Linked DNA regions of Mus musculus: region 2 is linked to region 1. The links are chromatin loops, found by intact Hi-C in ENCODE. Cell type or tissue: heart. All regions are shown on one strand. Each heading gives the region's core, and the rest is flanking DNA. Links, peaks and the distances in the headings are about the cores only.

What was found. A loop is a pair of places that touch in the nucleus more often than their neighbours do. Peaks named below come from ENCODE experiments on the same cell type or tissue, not always from the same donor. Only the 100,000 strongest peaks of a DNase experiment are listed, where the experiment ranks them.
Region 2: it touches region 1 in a loop (9-fold over the local background); 9 of 42 quality-filtered maps call a loop at or near these places.

What each region holds. Positions count from the first base shown.
Region 1 is chr2:119,433,360-119,441,359 of GRCm38, reverse strand. Ino80 (INO80 complex subunit) reads left to right here. Exons shown (of 36, transcript NM_026574.4): 14 at 1,890-1,985; 15 at 7,152-7,211. Among named protein-coding and RNA genes, the nearest start is that of Ino80, 40 kb to the left of the region's middle. In heart, for the core only: CTCF peaks have their summits at 4,145 (motif pointing right) and 4,837; no DNase peak of the experiment used is centred there.
Region 2 is chr2:119,244,584-119,257,370 of GRCm38, reverse strand. Spint1 (serine protease inhibitor, Kunitz type 1) reads right to left here. Exons shown (of 11, transcript NM_016907.3): 3 at 12,089-12,216; 4 at 11,723-11,861; 5 at 11,464-11,634; 6 at 11,285-11,311; 7 at 10,887-11,012; 8 at 10,724-10,774; 9 at 9,190-9,360; 10 at 8,968-9,015; 11 at 7,857-8,614. The coding sequence ends at 8,409. Among named protein-coding and RNA genes, the nearest start is that of Spint1, 14 kb to the right of the region's middle. In heart, for the core only: no CTCF peak of the experiment used is centred there; a DNase peak (open chromatin) is centred at 6,360; H3K4me3 peaks cover 332 bases; H3K27me3 peaks cover 3,871 bases.

The sequences.
Region 1 (8,000 bases), core at 1-8,000:
CCACTTAAAAGCAGTGTTACTCTTGGTAGTATATGAAAATAGCCGAATTTGTTGCTATACCTGAAGACTTTTTTGTTGTTGTTGTTGTTTTTTCGAGACAGGGTTTCTCTGTATAGCCCTGGCTGTCCTCGAACTCACTTTGTAGACCAGGCTGGCCTGGAACTCAGAAATCTGCCTGCCTTTGCCTCCTGAGTGCTGGGATTAAAGGCGTGTGCCACCACCGCCCAGCTCAAGACGTTTTTAAAATAATGATTTATTTATTTGCATTGGTTTTTAACTGCATATATGTTTGTGTGAGGGCATTGGATCCCCTGGAACTGGAATTATAGACAGTTGTTAGCTACCACGTGGGTCCTAGGAATTAAACTCAGGTCCTCTGAAAGAGTAGCCAGTGCTTTTAACTGGAGCTATCTACAGCCCCAGACCTTTTTTGTTCTCAGTGGGGCCAAAACAGTATTTGAACAAGTATAGCTAGAATTCTTGTCTTTTACTTCCTTTTAAGAAGTACTGATATAGTGTCAAGGACTTTATGGTTGCAAGAATTAGTAGTGGAGCCAGGCGTGGTGGTGCACGTCTTTTGTCCCAGCACTCGGGAGGCAGAGGCAGGCGGATTTCTGAGTTTGAGGCCAGCCTGGTCTACAAAGTGAGTTCCAGGACAGCCAGGGCTATACAGAAAAACCCTGTCTCGAAAAACCAAAAAAAAAAAAAAAAAATTGGTAGTGGATTTCCATCACAACACTACTTTTTCTAGCCATGTCATATAGTCAGCCGACTTATCCTCTTTGAGGTGAGTCTTTAAATCTCTGGTGCCTAGTTGTCTACTTTTTCCAAATCAGAGGTAATATATACCTTACAGCAATAATTTTTCTCCCCTTCTCTTCCTCCTCCTCTTCTTCCTCTTCTCTCTCTTTTTTAAAAAGATTTATTTATTTATTTATTTATTTTATATATATGAGTACACTGTAGCTGTGCAGATGGTTGTGAGCCATCATGTGATTTCTGGAAATTCAACTCTGCTTGCTCAAGCCCGCTCTATCCCACCCAAAGATTTATTTATTATTAAATATAAGTATACTTCAGACACACCGGAAGAGGGACCTTCAGAAGAGCAGTCAGTGCTCTTAACCGCTGAGCCATCTCTCCAGCCCCTCTTTTTTTTTTTTTTTTTGAGACAGCGTTTAGTCAGGTATAACTCTAGCTGTCCTGAAACTCACTCTGTAGAACAGGTTGGCCTGAACTTAGAGACTCACCTGCCTCTGCCTCCTGAGTGCTGGGATTAAAGGACTATACTGTGGCCACCACCACTGCCACCTGGCAGATTTTATAAAATTTAAATGAGAAAATGTGTAATACATACTATGAAAAAATTAGCATTCTTCTACTTTATTAACAGTGAAATTGTGATAACATCGTAGAACAAATAAAAGTGAATTAGTATGTTACACACACATTTTTTTAAAAGATTTATTTATTTTATGTATATGAGTACACCGTTGCTATCAGACACTAGAAGAGGCCATTGGATTCTATTACAGATGGTTGTGCGCCACCATGTGATTGCTGGGAATTGAACTCAGGACCTCTTGAAGAGCAATCAGTGCTCTTAACCATTGAGCCATTTCTCCAGCTCCATGTCATGCACATGTTATGAATGAAATTAAGACCCAAAAGTCACGAGTGTCACTGCTTAGTACTTTACCTCCTTAGTGTGTCATTTTTATACTAACATTGCTTTTCATTGAAAGATATGTGTAGACACTTGGGAGATAGGCACAGTTTCTCTTGTTACAGTAATATCTATTTTTAAACTTCTCTTGTCATGGGTTGATTATTTAGGATTAAATAACTTCAGTTTTCCTACAGCAGGCTAACCTCATTTTCTGTTGCAGAGAGAAAACATTTGGGGACCTTTCTTAATAATTTCACCTGCTTCTACACTTAATAATTGGCACCAGGAGTTTACAAGATTTGTTCCTAAATTTAAGGTAAAGATCCTCTTGTTCTTTAAGATAAGCTTTCTGACCCTTGTTTACTGCTGTCTAATTGTCTTAGACTTCTGTGCTGTAGTAAACACTGTAACCGAAAGCAGCACAGAAGACAGGGTTCATTTTAGTTCACAGCTTTATATTTCATCATCCTTTAAGGAATTCTGAGCAGGAGCTCAAGCAATCGGGAACCTGGAGGCAGGTATTGAAGCAGAGGCCTTAGAACTAGTGTGCTGCTTACTGGTTTGTTCTCATAGTTTGCTCAGCCTGCCTTTTTCATCAGTCATCTATGAAGGTGTGGCCCCGCCCGCTGCAGGATAGGACCTTCCACATCTATCACTTACAGACTTGCTTAGAGGCTAATCTTGGTTTTGTTTCTTTTTCTTTTTCTTTTTTTTTTTTTTTTTTTTTGCTTTTTTGTTTTGTTTTGTTTGTTTATTTGTTTGAGACAGGGTCTCTATATGCAACCTTGTCTATCTTGAAACTCTCTATATAGACCAGGCTGGCCTTGAACTCCTAGAGATCCATTGGTCCCTACCTCCAGAGTGCTGTGAATAAAGTCCTGTGTTACCACACCTGGTATACAGGCCAATATTATGGAGGCATTTTCTCATTTTGGTTCCCTCTCTCTGTCTCCTGATTGCTGGGATGAAGGATGTGCACCCCACTCTTCTACTTTTTATTTTCAATGTGCATAGTTATGTGTGGGTAGTTGGATCTTCTAGAACTGGAGTTACAGGTGCTTGGGAACTGCCTGATACAGGTGCTGGGGACCAAACTCAGGTGCTTGAGGAGAGCAGTGGGTACTCTGAACTGCTAAGCCATCTCTTCAGCCTCCATATGTTTGTTTTCCTTGATACAGTCTTATGTGTTATATGCTGTCCTCAGACTTGTTATGTAGCCAGTGTTTCTAAGTATATATGCCACCACACAAGGTTTATGTGGCTTTAGGAATCACAGAGCTTCATGCAGGCTAGACTGTCACTGTACAAAGTGAACTACCTATCAAGTCCCTTATATCTGTATTTGCTTCATTTGTTTTCTTCTGTTTTAGAGACAGAACTATACTCTACCTCCAGTACTCCAGGAGCCTATCTTAGAATCCACTATGTTGTCCAGGCTGGCTCTGAACTTGTGATAGGTAGTCAGCCTGCTTCTGTTTCTAACTGATGGGATTCTAGGTGAAACATGACGTCTAGCTGTTTGTTTGTTTTGCTTTGTTTGTTGATAAATAGTCTGGTGTACCTGGGCTGGCTTTGAACTTGTCGAGTGACTGGGAATGACTTTGACCTCCTGATCTTCTTGCCTCAACCTGCCAAGTGCTGGAAGTGAGAGTCGTCATTCCCAGCTGCCTTATATTTCTTTCTTAGAAAAATTACTTATGAGAGTAATAAGAGAGCCAATACGTATATCTTTATACTATGTAAGTGAGAAATTCAAAGTCCAATTTAAGTTAATTATGGCATTTTCCATATCAATTGATGGTCATGGTGAAATGATAGAAATATCTATCTTGTTTCAAAGTATATTTTTCCAAATTTTACATTGTATTTTAGTCTATTCATATTAATTCATTTTTCTTAATACTCTAAAGGTAGTCTTGGTCCTGCTTATAATGGCTAACACATATAATGTAAAAATTGATTTAACTAATTCAGAGAGGAAAAAATAAGATTGACTGGGCTAGAGATTTTGTTCAATTGATAGACTCCTTGGTTGCTATAAATGAAACCACAAATTTGATCCCTAACACCTAACACTTCATAAAACTGGCTTGTTTCCTGGCACAAGGAAGGTGGAAGCAGAAGGACCTGAAGCTGGGGACACTCAGCTATATAGTAGGTCCCAGGCCAGCATGAAGCCCTGCCTCAAAAAATCAAGAAGTGTGTTGTATCGACTTGAGTATGATGTAGACACAAGGTAAATAGGTTTTGTGCTGGACATGTTGGCCCATACCTATACTGTTGTTACATGTGAGGCCGACTTATTTTCAGTTCTCTAAGGATGTAAGATTTATTCCATTTATGGGCATATGAAAAATGAAAATAATATTTTGGTTTTTCTTCTTTTCAAATAATGGCTAGATATATGTTGAATACAATGTCAAAAAAATAGTTCTTAATTTCTATACTGCCACTGAAGGTTTGTGCTGCTCCTCCACTGGCCAATAGATGGCAGCATGGTATTACTTTAAGGCAACAGTTGTCAGTCTGTGACAACCAATCCTTTTACAGGGTTCACACCTATATCCTGCACATCAGATATTTACATTATGATTCATAACACCAGAAAAATATATTATGAAGTAGCAGTGAAAATACAAGTATGTTTGGTGGTCACCACAGCGTGAAGAACTATATTGAAGAGTTGTAGCATTAGGGAGGCTGAGAACTACTGCTTTAAGTCTCCCTTCATATCTCTCCTTTATTAGTGCTTAGAGCTGAACGTTCATGTGCATATTCAGTGTCCATCTTGTATATTTGTTTATTGAATTTCATTTTAATACTAGCATAGTGAATATAAAATAGAATCTGGACCTAATTATAAGTGTCCCCTCTTGAGTTTTCTATTTTACTTATTTTATATTATAAAATACTCACACCATAAAAATTTATTATTTTCTCAAGAGAGTGATATATGCCTTTTATCTTTTTTTTTTTTTTAAATAACACTATTCGCCACCAAAGGGCTAAGACAATACTGTTTGTTTTTTGTTTTTTTTTAAGTAGCTGTCCTCAGATACTCCAGAAGAGGGCATCAGATTTCGTTACTGATGGTTGTGAGCCACCATGTGGTTGCTGGGATTTGAACTCGGGACCTTCGGAAGAGCAGGTGGTACTCTTAACCACTGAGCCATCTCACCAGCCCTGTTTGTTTTTTGTTTTTTTAAAGATTTATTTATTTATTTTATGTATATGAGTACATGTACAGCTGGTTGTGAGCCTTCATATGGTTGTTGGGAATTGAATTTTTTTTTAAAGATTTATTTATTTATTACATGTAAGTACACTGTAGCTGTCTTCAGACACTCCAGAAGAAGGAGTCAGATCTCATTACAGATGGTTGTGAGCCACCATGTGGTTGATCTTCGGAAGAGCAGTCGGGTGCTCTTACCCGCTGAGCCATCTCACCAGCCCCGGGAATTGAATTTTTAGGACCTCTGCTTGCTCCGTTGCTCTGGTTGCCCCACTTACTCAGGTCAACTCTGCTTGCTCAGTCCCAAAGATTTATTCATTAAGTATACTGTAGCTGTTTTCAGATGCATCAGAAGAGGGCATCAGATCTCATTACAGGTAGTTGTGAGCCACCATGTGGTTGCTGGGATTTGAACTCAGGACCTTCGGAAGAGCAGTCAGTGCTCTTACCTGCTGAGCCATCTCGCCAGCCCCTATACCTGTTATCTTAATACTCAAGAGGATGAGGCAGAGGATTATAAGTTCAAGGCCACCCTAATCTATGTAGTAAATTTCCTGGCCAACCAGGACTACTTAGCAAAACTATCTCAAAAAGTCAGACAAGCCAAAAAATACCAGGGTAGGCAGGCTAGACCAAGTAGTGGAGGCAGAGCCACCAAACCTAGAGATTTGAATTCAGGCCCTAGCACTCAGATGACAGAGAGAGCTGAATTCTGCGTGCTGTCCTTTGACTTGTGCCCTGTGCTGTGGCACACATGGATATATGCACATTCACAGACATATAAAATAAGTGTAATAAAAACCCCTGCTCTTATAAAGATTTAAAAGTGCGGTTCAGTAGCTTTAAGTATGTAAGTGTTTACGGCTGTCACTGCTCTCATCCCTATTGTCTTTGCCCTACCCTTAAACCTATGTTCATTAAACAGTAATTTCTTATTTCCTTTTGCCTCTAGCCTCTGGAAAACACAAATCTTTATTTGCCAAATACTTCCTGTGACTGGAAACCATGCAGTATACAGCCTTACATGCTGGGCTTCTTTCATTCAGCATAAAAAGTCCAGGCTCATCCTCACTGTAACATGAATGCTTCATTTTCTTTTGTCTATAGCTAAAAATTCTCTGTATATTTCATTTTGGTTCTTGCTCATCTTTTGATGGATTTTAGGGTGTTTTTCACCTTTTGGTGCCCTCAGGCACAGAGTTATAAACATTCATGTACATTTTTGTTTGAATTACATGTCTTGTTTTCATTACTATAGGACATATGTCCAAATTGATTTACTGGGTCATACTATATTTCTGGCTATTTAGAAACCTGTTTATGTGGTCTGTAAACTAAGATTAGATTGCACAGTTTTAAATTACCAATTAAAACATACCTCATAATACACAACATGGAATTCAAATATGTATCTTTTAGATATGTATCTATACCCACTATTTTATAATCAGACCGTTTTGTTGATAGATCATTAATAATCATTAATGATGATTTTTAGACAACATGGACTGCAGAGCTTAGAGTTTACAAAGGATTTGCTGACCCCAGCACAGTCAATTCATTTTTTTATTGCCATTTCTCTTAGAGTGTTGAAAATGTATTTACTTTCTTGTCAGATGGAAGTTTTACTTAGGGTTATAACTAAATTTTATCAGGTACAGGTCTGTGTTGCTGAGATCTGGAAATTTACTGTATTTGGTGTTGGTGTCTGAAAAATGTGTATGGTTTTGACTAGGACGTCTTCTCCTTACAACTTTTTTGTTTGTTTGTTTGTTTGTTTTTTCACAGGGTTTCTCTGTGTAGCCCGGGCTGTCCTGGAACTCACTCTGTAGACCAGGCTGGCCTTGAACTCAGAAATCTGCCTGCCTCTGCCTCCCGAGTGCTGGGGTTAAAGGTGTGCACCACCACAGCCCGGCTCCTTACAACTTCTTTATTTTTCTCATAAAATGTGATTTGCCAAGGTTTTTTGTTTGCTTTTGTTTTGATTTTTTTTTTGTTTGTTTGTCTTTGTTTTTTCGAGACAGGGTTTCTCTGTATAGTTCTGGCTGTCCTGGAACTTACTCTGTAGACTAGGCTGGCCTGGAACTCAGAAATCCACCTGCCTTTGGCTCCCAAGTGCTGGGATTAAAGGCCTGGACAACCACTGCCTGGCCTCTTAATAGTTTCTTACTAAGTAATTCAGAATAACATTATTGATAATGCTTTTAGTTTATTTTCAAAAACAAAATAAGGTAATGATCTGTTTTCCAGGTGCTACCATATTGGGGAAATCCTCATGATAGAAAAGTTATCCGGAGATTCTGGAGTCAGGTAACTTCAGTTTCTTTCTCTCTCTCTCTCTCTCTCTCTCTCTCTCTCTCTCTCTTTCGCTCTCTCTCGCTCTCTTGCTCTCCTGTCCTCTTGCTCTGTCATTCTCTTTGGCCTGAGTAAATCCTCATGTATACAAAATCTATAATATGTTTCTGAATATGGGTCAAATATGTTTTTATTATTTGAATAAAATGTTTTTCTTCTACAGGCAATCATTTGGACTTTAAAAAGAGACTTTTTAAAAAAAGATTTATTTTTAAAAAATTGTATTTGTACAACAAATATATGTAGAATTCTTTTTTTTTTTAAAGATTTATTTATTATTATATGTTAAGTACACTGTAGCTGTTTTCAGACACACCAGAAGAGGGCATCACATCTCGTTATGTATGGTTGTGAGCCACCATGTGGTTGCTGGGATTCGAACTCAGAACCTTTGGAAGAACAGTCAGTGTTCTCCACCGCTGAGCCATCTCTCCAGCCCATATGTAGGATTCTTAAGAGGCTAGAGAGGAGGGCATCAGATCCTCTTGAGCTAGAGTTACAAGTGATTCTGAGCCACCATACACACTCCAAGTGGTCTAACTACTGAGCTGTCTGTTCAGTCACACCTTCAAGCTGAGCAAGGTTAATAATTAATGTGCATTTAATCCCTAGAACCAATAGTGGAAGGAGAGAACCAGCTCTGGAAAATTGCCCTTTTTATCACCACATCTATATGCTTACTCATATTTACACATACATATACATCAAAAAAACGTTTCTTATAAAGTGTGACATAATGTTTTT
Region 2 (12,787 bases), core at 2,759-10,758, 190 kb after region 1:
AATCATTCCCTGGGGAAGTTACCTGCTTGGGCTCCAGTCTTGGTTCTTGGGTGAGGAATGATCTTGGTCAGCAAGGCAAAACCAGTCCTTGTTCAGGGCTGCTCAGATAGTAAGGCTGATTTGGGGGGAAATCACAAGGTTTTACATTTTAATGGTTTTACTTATTTAGTTTTTTTCAGATGGGGTCTCATGTAGCCTGGGCTGACCTCAAACCAGGCTAACCTTGAACTTGTGTTGCAGGTGCTGAGGTTACCGTGTCACACTGTCACACCAGACAACAGCACCGTTTTGTCATTGTTTGTTTGCACTTTAGGAGCAATAACTTCTGGAGATGAGTCTCCGGTACAGGGGAGGCAGAAGATGGCTCCAATGTTGAATGCTTAAGCTCTGGATTGACAGGGCCACCAGGAAGTGAGGCGTGTGTATATGCATTTAATGAAATGTCCTGAGTCTATATCACTGGCAGCTATTTAAAGAATTTAACTGTTTGGTGACAGTACTATTGCAGGCTGCCAGTGGGCAACCTTCGGCCGGCCCTCATACCATAGCTTCTGTGCCCTTTGCACAGGTTATCTTGACCATCTGACTCAGTTTTGCCTCTTCCCTCTGACTCTCTCCTTGTGGCATGTTCTCCTGTAATATAGCCTCTATTCAAATGTACCTGCTTACCTTTCCAGTTTTTTGTTTGTGTGTTTGTTTGTTTGTTTGAGAAGATTTAAGGGCTGGCAAGATGGCTCAGTGGGTAGGAGCACTGACTGCTCTTCTGAGTCCTGAGTTCAGGTCCCAGCAACCACATGGTGGCTCACAACCATCTGTACAGCTACAGTGTACTCACATACATAAAGTAAATAAATAAATCTTAAAGAAAAAAGAAGAAGAAGAAGATTTAAAAGCACAGTATTTTTGTCCATCTCCCTCCCCAACAATGCCCTTCATACTGTAGTCACACCGGATACAATTGCAGTACATGGAATCATTAATTATCTCTGCAAATCATTGTAACAACATCAGGCACCAACAGTTAAGTCATTTAAAATAAAACAACAACAAAACCTGTAGAGCTGGGGGCTGGAGAGATGGCTCAGCATGTAAGGGCACTGACTGCACTTCCAAAGGTCCTGAGTTCAAATCCCAGCAACCACATGGTGGCTCACAACCATCTGTAATGAGATCTGACGCCCTCTTCTGGTGTGTCTAAAGACAGCTACAGTATATTATTATACTTACATATAATAATAAATAAATCTTTGGGCCAGAGTGAGCGGAGCTGGAGCAAGCAGGGTCTAAAAAAGTAGAAGTCCTGAATTCAATTCCCAGCAACCACATGATGGCTCACAACCATCTGTAATGGGATCTGATGTCCTCTTCTGGTGTGTCTGAAGACAGTTACAGTGTACTCATATAAGTAAAATAAATAAATCTGAAAAAACAAAAACAAAAAAAACCAACAAAAAAAAACCTATACAGCTGAGTAAAACTATTGAAAAAGAAGTATGTGACATTGGAAGCTACTTGATCACAAAACATGAACGAATGGTCTGCTATCTCCTTCTTATCTATCATCAAACTCCACATACATCTTTGAAGATGACACACTTAAGGACAAATTCCTTTAGGTTAAGTCCAGGAACACTTCCCAATCATTTCTCTACAAAGTTACACATCCATGCTGTTGCTTATATGAGTATTATCGTGCAGTGATGATCTGCCGTGGGCCAGAGTTTTGCTTGCATGCTATTCAGAGAGGACCTGTGCAGCATGACACTGAAGTCCAGGGTGGAAGCGTAATCGTAAGGTGCGCAGCCTCAGTCTCAACAAGAGACGGTGGGTGGTGAAGGGAAGGCTGGAGAATCAGAAGAACGAGCCGAGGAGGGAACATCTTTCTTCGTAGAAATACTGAGGCACAAGATGCCGTTGTTTATAGTACTTACATACATGAAACCCTTTCTCCTGTATGTGCATCATATGTAAATGCAGAGTTTGTATGATGCTATTTGTCTCTGATGTCTGATAAGTGTGACTCTGAACTCCCCTAATGTCATCTATGCTCATTCTTGAAATCAGATCAAACGTTGTAAAACCCACTGCTAGGAAGTTACTCTTGCATTGCCCGTCTTTATAGAATCCAGTCAGTCACCCACTGTGATAAACAATGGATGTTCGGGAACATCACCAGGGGATTCTGTGCTCACAGGCTTGTCAGCACTCCTGGGAAACAAGCTCTCTCCCGGCAGTATTTGGGTGTGGATTGCTGTGGCACAGGATCAGCTCCCGGCACGGATGGACACCAGAAGCTCTAATTGTTTTTATTGTGGTAAAATTCAAAGGACATAAAACTTTGTTTTTCGAGAGAGGGTCTTTATGTGTAGCCCAGGCTGCTCTCAGTTTCACAATCTTAATGCCTTTATCTCCTGAGTGCTGGGACTTAGGCGCACACCTCTGTGCCTGGCTTTAATTTTCCTTATGGGACTAGTTTGGGGCACAAAGTGCAATCATACCATTATGCAATCACCACTATCCATTCCTAGAATTCTTTTCACCTCACAAAGCTGAAATATCATACCCATTAAACCTCTCCCTACCTTCCCTAAAAGCACAGCAGTACTCTATAATTTTGAATACTTATACAATTGGAGTCATACAATATGCCTTTAAAACCCCTAGCTTTTTTCACTTATCATAATCTCAAATTTCATCTGTGTTGTAGCATATCACAATCGCCATTTGTCCCAGTTTGCTGTTACTGTGATCTGGCGCCATGATCAAAAACAAGCGAAGACATCTCAGTCACAGTCCAGGCGTGAACCCAGGAAGGGTCAGAGATAGGAGGTAGCTGCTTACCGACTTGCTCAGCGACTGTTCTTATAAGCCCCAGGCACCTGCCCAGAGTGGGCTGAGCCCTCCCCCACCAATTATTAATCAAGAAAATGCCCCCACAGACACGCCTAGGGTCCATGCTGACAGAAACAGTCTCTCAGCTGAGGTTCCCTTTTCTGAGTGACTCTGGTTTATATCAAGTCCATAAAAACAAACCAGCATATCACGTATCATCGATTGATTGATTCATTCATTCATTTCGGAGCTGGAGATTGAGTCTTGAACGTGCTAGGCAAATGCTTCCCACGGGGCTATATCTAGTTTCTGTCCCTTGCTTACCTTTTATTTTGAAGTAGGGTCTCATTTAGTTATCAGGCTGGGTTTGAACTCCCTCTGTAACCCAGAGTGTCCTTCCTTCCTCCCTTCCTCCCTCCCTCCCTTCCTCCCTCCCTCCCTCCCTTCCTCCCTTCCTTCCTTCCTCCCTTCCTCCCTCCCTCCCTCCCTTCCTTCCTTCCTTCCTTCCTTCCTTCCTTCCTTCCTTCCTTCCTTCCTTCCTTCCTTTCTAAAGACAGGCTCTCTCGCTCTTAAAAGTTGTGATAGGGATTCTGAAGTGTAGCTCTCTACAGTTAATGGCTTCCGCAGGGGTGTAGGTAGGGAGGACTCAGTTTCCTTTAAGGGGCTGGCACTGGGAATTTGACCATGCTCCTGTGAGTAGGATATGGGCAACACAAATTGAATTTTTTTCTTCTTCATTTTTTTTGTGGGGGTGGGGTCACGAGGGTTGGGGAGCAGACCTGTGAGAACTGAGAAGAGATGATATTGAAATTCCCAAATAATCTATAAAAATATGTTGGGGGAAAAAAAGGACTTTTCTGTTATGTAGCTCTGGCTGTCCTGGAACTCACTATTGTAAAACAGGCTTGTCTCAAACTCACAGAAACCCACCTGTCTCTGATTCCCTAGGACTGGGATTAAAGGATGGGTCACCACATCCTGCCCCAGCCCCGTGTTTCAGAATGAGAGCCTGCTTTAGGAAAACAAAGCAAGGCTGGAGAAACAGCTTAGCTCAAGGAACAGAACCTAATCCCCAGAACCTATGTGAACAGGCTCGGGATGATGGTGCTTGCCTGCATTCCTAGCACCAGGGGAGACAGAGGCAGGTAGAATCCTAGGGACCATTGGCCTGACAACCAGCCTAGTTGGTGAGCTCTAGGCCAGGGAAGGAGCTGATCTCAAATGAGAAAATAGACGGCACCTGAAGAAGGAAACCCAAGACTGTTCTCTGGCTTCCAAAACCACACACATGTGCACCTGCACACTAGCATAAAGAACAAAATTAAACCCAAGCATCTCTTTAGAATTTTCACTCTTCTACTTAATACCTAGTATGTGAAGCCCTTTCTTTCTTCCTTCCTTCCTTTCTTCTTTCTTTCCTTCCTTCCTTCCTTCCTTCCTTCCTTCCTTTCTTTCTTTAAAGATTTATTTTATGTATGTGAGTACACTGTAGCTGTCTTTAGACACACCAGAGAGGGCATCAGATTCCATTACAGGTGGTTGTTAGCCACCATGTGGTTGCTGGGAATTGAACTCAGGACCTCTGGAAGAGCAATCAGGGCTCTTAACTACTGAGCCATCTCTCCAGCCTATGAAGCTATTTCTTGCTTAGTTTTTCTTTTAGGAGACAAGAGTCTTTCTATTTTTTCCCAGGTTAATCTTTATTTATTTTTGAGGCATGGTTTCTGTGTGTAGCCCTGGCTATCCTGGAACTCATTCTGTAGAGTAGGCTTGCCTTGAACTTAGACATCTGCGTGCTTCTGCCTCCTGAGTGCTGGAATTAAAGGTGTGTAGAACCACTGCTCAGCCTCCAGGCTAATCTTTAAAAACAAACAAACAAACAAACAAACTACAGTGTGTGTGTGTGTGTCTGTGTGTGTGTGTGTGTGTGTGTGTGTGTCCTGGGCACTGAGCTCAGGCAAGTGCTTTTACCCAGAGACATACTGAAATTTCTCTCTATCCCCTTTTTTTAATTTTAAAATTTGAGACAATCGGGGTTGGTGAGATGGCTTCAGAAGGTAAAAGCACTGACTGCTCTTCCAAAGGTCCTGAGTTCAAATCCCAGCAACCACATGGTGGCTTACAACCATCTGTAATGAGATCTGACACCCTCTTCTGGAGTGTCTGAAGACAGCTACAGTGTACTTAGATATAATAATAAATAAATCTTTAAAAAAATTTTGAGACAAAGTCCCACTGGCTGGCCTGAAACTTTTAAGATTTGTTTATTGATTTTATGTAACACTGTAGCTGTGCAGACGGTTGTGAGCCTTCATGTGGTGTTGGGAATTGAATTTTAGGACCTCTGCTCGCTCGGTCCCTGCTCTCTCCTGCCCAAAGATTTATTATTATAAATAAGTACACAGTGCTCTTACCCACTGAGCCATCTCGCCAGCCCAGGCCTTGAACTTACCATGTGGACCAGGCTGGTCTCAAACTCAGAGATCTGCCAGACTCTGATTCCTAAGTGCTGGGATTAAACACACATCCAACCATATCTATAACCCCTTTTTAAAAAATGGGGCTGGAAAGTTGGCTGTGTGGCTGGACAGTTGGCTGTGTGGCTAGTGTATTGCTGGTCTTCCGGAGGACCCAAGTTTAACTCCTAGCACATCAGGCAGCTCATAACAGACTGGAGTTCCAGCAACAGGGTTTCTGATGCCTCCCGCCTTCACACATACCCATGCACAGATATAGACACCTACACATAAAGAAAGATAAATCATAGCACTGTCTTACTATTGTGTGTGTGATGTAAACACACCAACCACAGAGTTCAGGGAGAGGAGGACTACCTGCAGATGGTTCTCTCTTCCACTTTTTATTTATTTAATTCTTTGAGTCAAGGTCTCACTGTGTAACCCAACTTGCCACAGAACTCGAGATGTAGATCAGACAGCTGTCCGATTCACAAGTGCTGGGGGTAAAAGTGTGCCACCATGCCTGGCTCTTCTACTTTGCAGTGAGGTCCCAGGATCAAACGTTATTGGTCCCAGGTCATCAGACTTGTGGAACTATCACTTTTACCTGCTGGCCAAGCTCACTGACCTACTTTCTCTTTTTCTTCCCCAGTGTTGGGAACCAAATCCAGAACTATGCATGCTGGGCAAGCACTCCACACCTGTACTGTCTCCAGCTTCTCACTTCGCACAGCTCTAGCAGCCTCTTTACAGCTGCTGTTTTCTGAGTACTTCATATACACAACTGGGGTAAGACTCAGGCCCTGCTCTAAGGATCGCCAAACAATCCAGGGCAGACACGGGGCAAGGTTCACACAGTGAGCTTAAGGCTTAACAAACTTGTTAAGTTTTTTGAGACAAGTGCTGCATGGGGCAAAGGTGCTTTTCTTGAGGCAAAACAACACCTGAGGCATAGGCAATTGCTGGTGCCAAGCAGGGAATCAGGAAGGCATGACAAAGCATTATTCAGGTGGCGATGAAACCGAGAGCAGAGATCCAGAGATAAGGAGCAGGTTTGAGGAGCAAATGGTAAGTGCGCCCCCTGGTGGCTGCTGCGAGATTCCTCCTCCTCTAGCCAGTCACCGCAGGTGGGCTGATTAATACAGGCGTTTTGTCTGCTCGGCACATACACATCTACCACTCCCAGACAGGCTGCTCCTTTCAAACGAACACTTGCTAGGCACCTGCTATGTTGACCACCCCTCCTAGAAATTGGATAGTCTTTGAATCATTAATTACACCAACCTGTACTTTACAAAGAATCAAGATGGTAATATGTCTTTTTCGAGCCTTAGTGTGGGTAAATGGCTGTCAGGTTAAGTGAGAAAAAATCCCATGGCCCCTGAAATGGGACAAAAGGAACAAACTCCACCCCTGTGTGTACTCAGCCCTCGATGGGTAACTGCCATTAACCAAGGTAGTTGAGGGAACATGGCATGCTAGATACGGATGACTCAGATGCCATCTGTGACTCCAGGAGCTCACAACCTAGGAGGGAGACGGATACACAGACAAAAGAAAGGATGCTATGTGCTCAGGGTCCTGTTGGCAAACCCAGGGTGTGGAGCAGGGTGTGCCAGCCACCTGGGCCAGCTAAGGTTCAGAGCTTAGCTGAGTGATGAGAAAAGATGTGGTCCAACACAGCAGCACCGCAGGTACAGAAATAGGCACCGCAGACAGACAGAGGGCTAGCCTGGTGGACAGGAAGGTAGAGATATGCACAGCCGGCAAGCTTGCTTAACCTTTCCTGGAACATGGGACCTTTGGGCCACCCTACCAGGGTTCAGATCCAGTTCTACCATAAATCTTAGAACTGGGGAACTCCAGCTTTGCTGTCAACCTCCTGGCCTGTGAATGCCATTAACAGCACAAGGCAGTGTGTTGGGCAAATGAAGTGTTGTGTAGAGCATTTGAGAAGCACCCCAACAGTATTAAATGTGTACGGACCCGCAGTGTTTGGCACACAGATCTGTGCAATCTCTTCAAGTCTCTTTTGGCACCTCTAAGTGGCTTGAGCCCTGGAGAGGGGTGACTGGAGTGGTGTGCCTCAGCTAATGGCCACTAGGGAGGAGCTTGGAGCCTCAGCCACAGGCTCTCAGATGGGCACGGATAGCCTATGCCCAGTGACATGGCAGTGACTGCCAGGGTTCAAGCCCCCAACCACGGCTGAACCTCACCCCCCCCTCTGCGTAGGTGTGGTGTTGGCAACCAGAGAAACCCTGCACAGCGGGGCCAACACCCCCATGGCTCTCCACTCTGGTGGTCAAAGGTGACATTTTTCTCTATCCTGAGGAGCCAGGGCAGTTTCAGGAGAGACAGGGAAAACCTGCTGGACAGGGTGGCCAAAGGCTGAGCCAGTTGGACAGGAGTTGTCTGCCCCCTCCCCCCCCCAGCAACCCCACAAACCAGGGCTGAGGAGATAGCTCAGTGGCACAGCACCTGCCTTGCACATGGCAAGTTTCACATCAGCACTGGAAACTAAGAGGGTGGGGGGTGGGGGTGGGAGGAGCTCAACAAACACAACACTTTATTTTGTAATTTAATGTAGCTTGTGGTTCGGTGTAGAGAGCTCAGGGTGACCACACACACTCTACCACTGAGCTATGACCCTGGGGCCCCAAAAGCAATTATTTACAGCACAAACTACAAAGACACATCCTTCAGTGTGTGCAGAGACACACATCCTTCAGCCTGTTGCAGAGTGGAGGGACAGATGTGGAAGGCAGTGTGTGGCTTCTGGCCTCTGATACCACTCAAGGTCCTAGCGTCATCGGATGGTGATGGGCAGCTTTGAACAAGACACAAAACACCAACTTTCTCCAGCTCTTGGATAAGCAGGTCCTTCTATATACAGTACTCCTGGCTCAAGGCTGCTCTGCTCCTTCCAGACTCTTGGGCCTTCTCCAGAACTGGCCTGAGTGCAGCTGAGACTCCTGCGAGAGGCCCAGAGATCTGTCTTCTGAGACAGAGTAAGTATGCCCAGGAAAGAGGTAGGAAGAGTCTGGTCCCCAAGTTTTTCCAGGTTCTAGCTTCTGTCTTGGCAAGCAGGACCTGGTAAGACTGGCAAGAGTCCCAGGCTCAGAGAGGCTGGGTTGTGTGATTATAGACCAGGTGCTCTGTGTCCTCTGTGGTGGAAACAGTGGAGCTGGCTGGTGTGGGAGGTGGGTGGTGCAGGGGACTGTGGAATTCCTTTCTTTGGTTCTTGAAGAAACAGTAGCCCAGGATGGTTAAGACCACTATGATGCAGATGACCAGAAATACAGCAATAGCTACCTCAGCGGAGCCTGGGGGAAGAGCAGAATGAGGCATTACTAAGGCCTGCCTGGTCTGACACCCACCACCCTCACTCTGTGGAATGGACAAAGACCGGGATGTCATGTGTAGAAGCAGATGAACACTCATCTCAGACCTTCAGAATAGCTGCTTCTAGAAGCCCAGAGGGGCTCTGATACCTGACAATTGGCAAGCAATTCACAGTTCCTCTCCTTTACCTATGTCAGGCCTCACTACTCAAGTGCACTCTGGGTAATCTCAGGGTCCTCTCAGCAAGGCTGGGCATTCACAAGCAATCACATGCTGCCCGTTCCTGAACTGACACCTACATATCCACACTGGTGACAGGACAGACTAGGCTTACCTACAGTGGGAATGGAGCCTTCCCTCCGAAGACCAAACACATCCTTCTCTGCAAAGTGACATAGAGAAACCAGTCGGCACTAGGTAAGTCCTTAGACTCACCTGTTCCAGTACCACAGCCCCCTGCCACCCTCTCCATGGCTATCAAGTCACTTATAGAGGAGGGACCAGCCCAGGCCTAGCCAAATCTTCCCCTTCACCCCGCTACTGCCACTCTGCTCACTGGAGATGCCACGGCAGGACTCAAGACACTGCTGTTCCTCCTCAAAGTTGTTCTTGTTCCCATAGCAACCACCATAGGTGAATCGGGCACAGCGTTCACTGAATGGGTTGTAATACCAGCGTGGGATGTTCTCCTTGCAAAACCCAGTGTCTGGCAGCTCTGCACAGTACCCTGTGGTAAGGGAGCATACGAAGGGGCAAGTGAGCCCAAAGAGCCACCCTGCTGCCACCCATCAGGCCCCGCAGGACGATAGCTAAGTACCCCCTACGCCAGGCTGAGGGCAGATGTCGCCTCACTAAAGGCAAGACAGACAAAGGGATAGCAATCTTCAGCTCCAAGAGAACTACTACTTAGACTCTATTTTAAAGATACGCCTGGGTACATTGTTTACTTATGTGCATGGCATGTGCACAGGGAGGCCAGAGGACAAACTGGAGTCACTTTTCAACAGGATGAATTCCAGGCTTGGTAGCGAGTGCCTGAGCGTCTTTATCCCCGTTAAACCATCTTGTTGGCCTCAAAGTTTCCTTTTTCAATGTAATTTCTCTGTGTCAAGGTCTCTGATTCCTACCACCCAGTAATTTGAACTTTTAACCAAAGGGGTGGGCTTTAGGCAAGAAAGAGTACCCAGCTTAAGCAGAGAGGTCTCAACACCTGTGAGTGACCTTTCACCTAAAACCACTGGGAAACAGATGTTGACATTACCGATTCATTAACAGTAGTAAAATTAGCTATGAAGTAGCAACGGAAATAGTTTTATGGTTGGAGGTCCCACAACAGGAGGACTGTATTAAAGAGTTGTAGCCGTATGAAGGTTCAACACACTGAGCTGAAGTGGTTGGGTTTTTGGGGAGTGGTTTGAGGTAGATTTTCTTTTCTATTAGTTATTTTATTTATTTACATTTCAAATGTTGTCCCCCTTCCCAGTTTTCCCCGAAGTAGACGTTCTTTGTGTAGCACTAACTTTCCTGGCACTCAGAGATCTGCCTGGGATTAAAGGCACCCACCACCATGCCTAGCCAATTTTTCCTATAATAGAGAAGCTGACTATGTATCCCAGGCTAACTCTAAACTCTATTTAGCAGAAGCTGACCTTGAACTTCTGATCTTCCTGGCATAAGCCATCAGCAGCAGGCTATTATCTTTATTTTTCATACATGTTACGTTTGCATATTGGGTAGTTTTGTTTTGTTTTTCCTCTCATCCCCCAGTGGTGGTGGGACACAAGCACAGTTCCTTGCAATGCTAGGTGGGTGGTTTTCAGTGTGTCAAGTCATGGTGGCTTTCCATGTATGACAGCACTATGAAATTTCCTGAACACATATGATTTAGTGATATGTTCGACGAGCCTGCAGTGATGGAAATAATCAGACGAGTGACTAGTGGTGCCTGGGAGATGAGTTAAGAGAGCTCGGGCCCTGCCTGTGTGTTCACAGCCTGTACACATAGTGAACCCCTGGGACACTGCCGGTTGGGTGGAGTGGGGACAGCAGTGCCAGAACCTGTTGTGACACAGAGGAACAGGGAGACTCACCTTTGTCACTGAGGAAATGGATATTCTGAAGCTCATCAAAGCCGCTGGTGTCTGCAGAGATGAGAGGTCAGAGGCTAGGGCCAACCGTGGGGAACCCAGAGGCATACAGGAGAGTTGTTAGGATCGCCACCTGACCCTGCCCCATCTCCTATCCCCAGCTCACATTTTTCACAGGTGGCCTCGTCGGAGCCATCAGGGCAGTCTGGCGTGTCATCACACTCCAGGAAGCCATCGATACAGCAGCCATTGCTACAGCGGAACTGGGTGGCATGGCAGCTGCCGGAGCACACTGGATGGAGGAGGTGAAGCTCAGGCACTGAGTGCCAAGGGACCAGCATCTGCCTGGGCCTCCCATTAGCCCACTGCTCACCAACCCTAGCTCCTCCCATCTGTAAACCGGGCAGAATCTGACAGGAAGCTGCTGAGTTGGGAGAGTTAGGCGTTTGTATAACACTGGGGTGGTGGGAGCTGAGCAAAATCAGGGTCATCATATGGTCATCATATGGGCTGAAGACCAAGACAAGGGGGAAGAAAGGAGGAAAGAAAAGAAGTAAAACTCACCTGGATGGTGCCTTTTCGGTGAGATTCCTAGGGGGGAGAACAACAGGAATAATAGGGGGTGTGGCCAGACTCTAACAATGCTGAGATGACGGGGACCCCTAGTCCACTTCCCAGACCTGAAAAACTACCCACCCTGGGCCAAGTCACCTGGGCTCTAAAGCTGCCTTTCACAGACCCACCTTGCACATCCTTGCAGGCTAGCATGCACTCTTCCTCACGAAGGTAGTTGTTCTTGTTGCCCAGGCAACCTCCAAAAGTAAAACTTTTGCAGATCTGTTCCTTGGGGTCGTAGTACCAGCGTGGGAAGGAGCCCCGGCAGCGGCCCACCTTGTAGGATGCGAGGCAATAATCTAGATGGAGGAGAACTTGTCAATTTGGACTAGAGGGTTATCAGTGGGGGGAAGGGGGCTCCAGGCACCTCATGTCCACCCCCGTCACCTTCTGTCTGCTTGGCAGTTAGCACAGTGATAGTCAGGTTGGCTGTTTCCTCTGGTTGGTCTGAGTCAGTTCTTGTCAGTTGGAACAGGTAGGTCCCCTCCTTAAGTCCCCACAGCTCCACTTCTTCCGGACGTTTTCTCTATACACGACACTGGTCATGAAGCCTGGCCACTTCCTGATGTTCTCTGACAACCCCGGGTCCTCCCAGCCATGCCCCACTTCCCCCGGGAGAGCACACAGACTGGATATCAGATGAATCATGTTCTCTTCTCTAGCCAACACCAAATGAGCCAGTGGTTGGCCTACGGCCCCTGAAGGAGTCCTAGGAAGCTGTGGGAAGGCCAGGGATCCAGCCCAGCGTCTCACCTCTACTCTGACATCACTGTCACCTTGCAGTAGGTGCCAGTCTGTGTTGTCTGCCTCGTTCAGTACCAGGGGCTTCTGCAGCTGGACCTTCAAGTCTATGCCCATCCAGATTCGAGGGATCCGGGACCCTGAGAGAAGTGGAAGTAGAATTAACCGTAAACGAGACGAGTGGTGGCCAACCTAGGACTCAGTAGCCTGCACAGGCACAGAGAGGGCTTTCAATAAAGCCAGAACCTTGCTCTCTATGCAGTTACATTATGACTAGTAGATTGTCTGAAGCAAGCAACTGGATACTATGTGTTAGATTATGTAACCCCAGTTGCAGGCTTTCTGATGCCCTCTTCTGGCGTCCATGGGCACCAGGCACATAAGTAGTACCAAGCAGAACACTAGATATACAATGGTGAGAGATACACTCATACACAACGACGACGACAACAACAACAACAACAACAACAACAACAACAGCAGCAGCAGCAGCAAAAGCATCATCACTCCTCACTAGCCTAGACCACGCTGAGAATCTGGACAGAGGCCTTCAGCTGAGTGGCCTTGGTGCTCCAGGGTGAGGGACCATGGGACAGGGTGCCTCTGCCATCAACAACAGGGAATTTCCAGGAGCCACACCCTTCCTGGCCCTGACAGCTTGAGGCTTCCTTCACCTGAGAGCTAGGGGTTCTGTCTGAGAGATAAGCACAA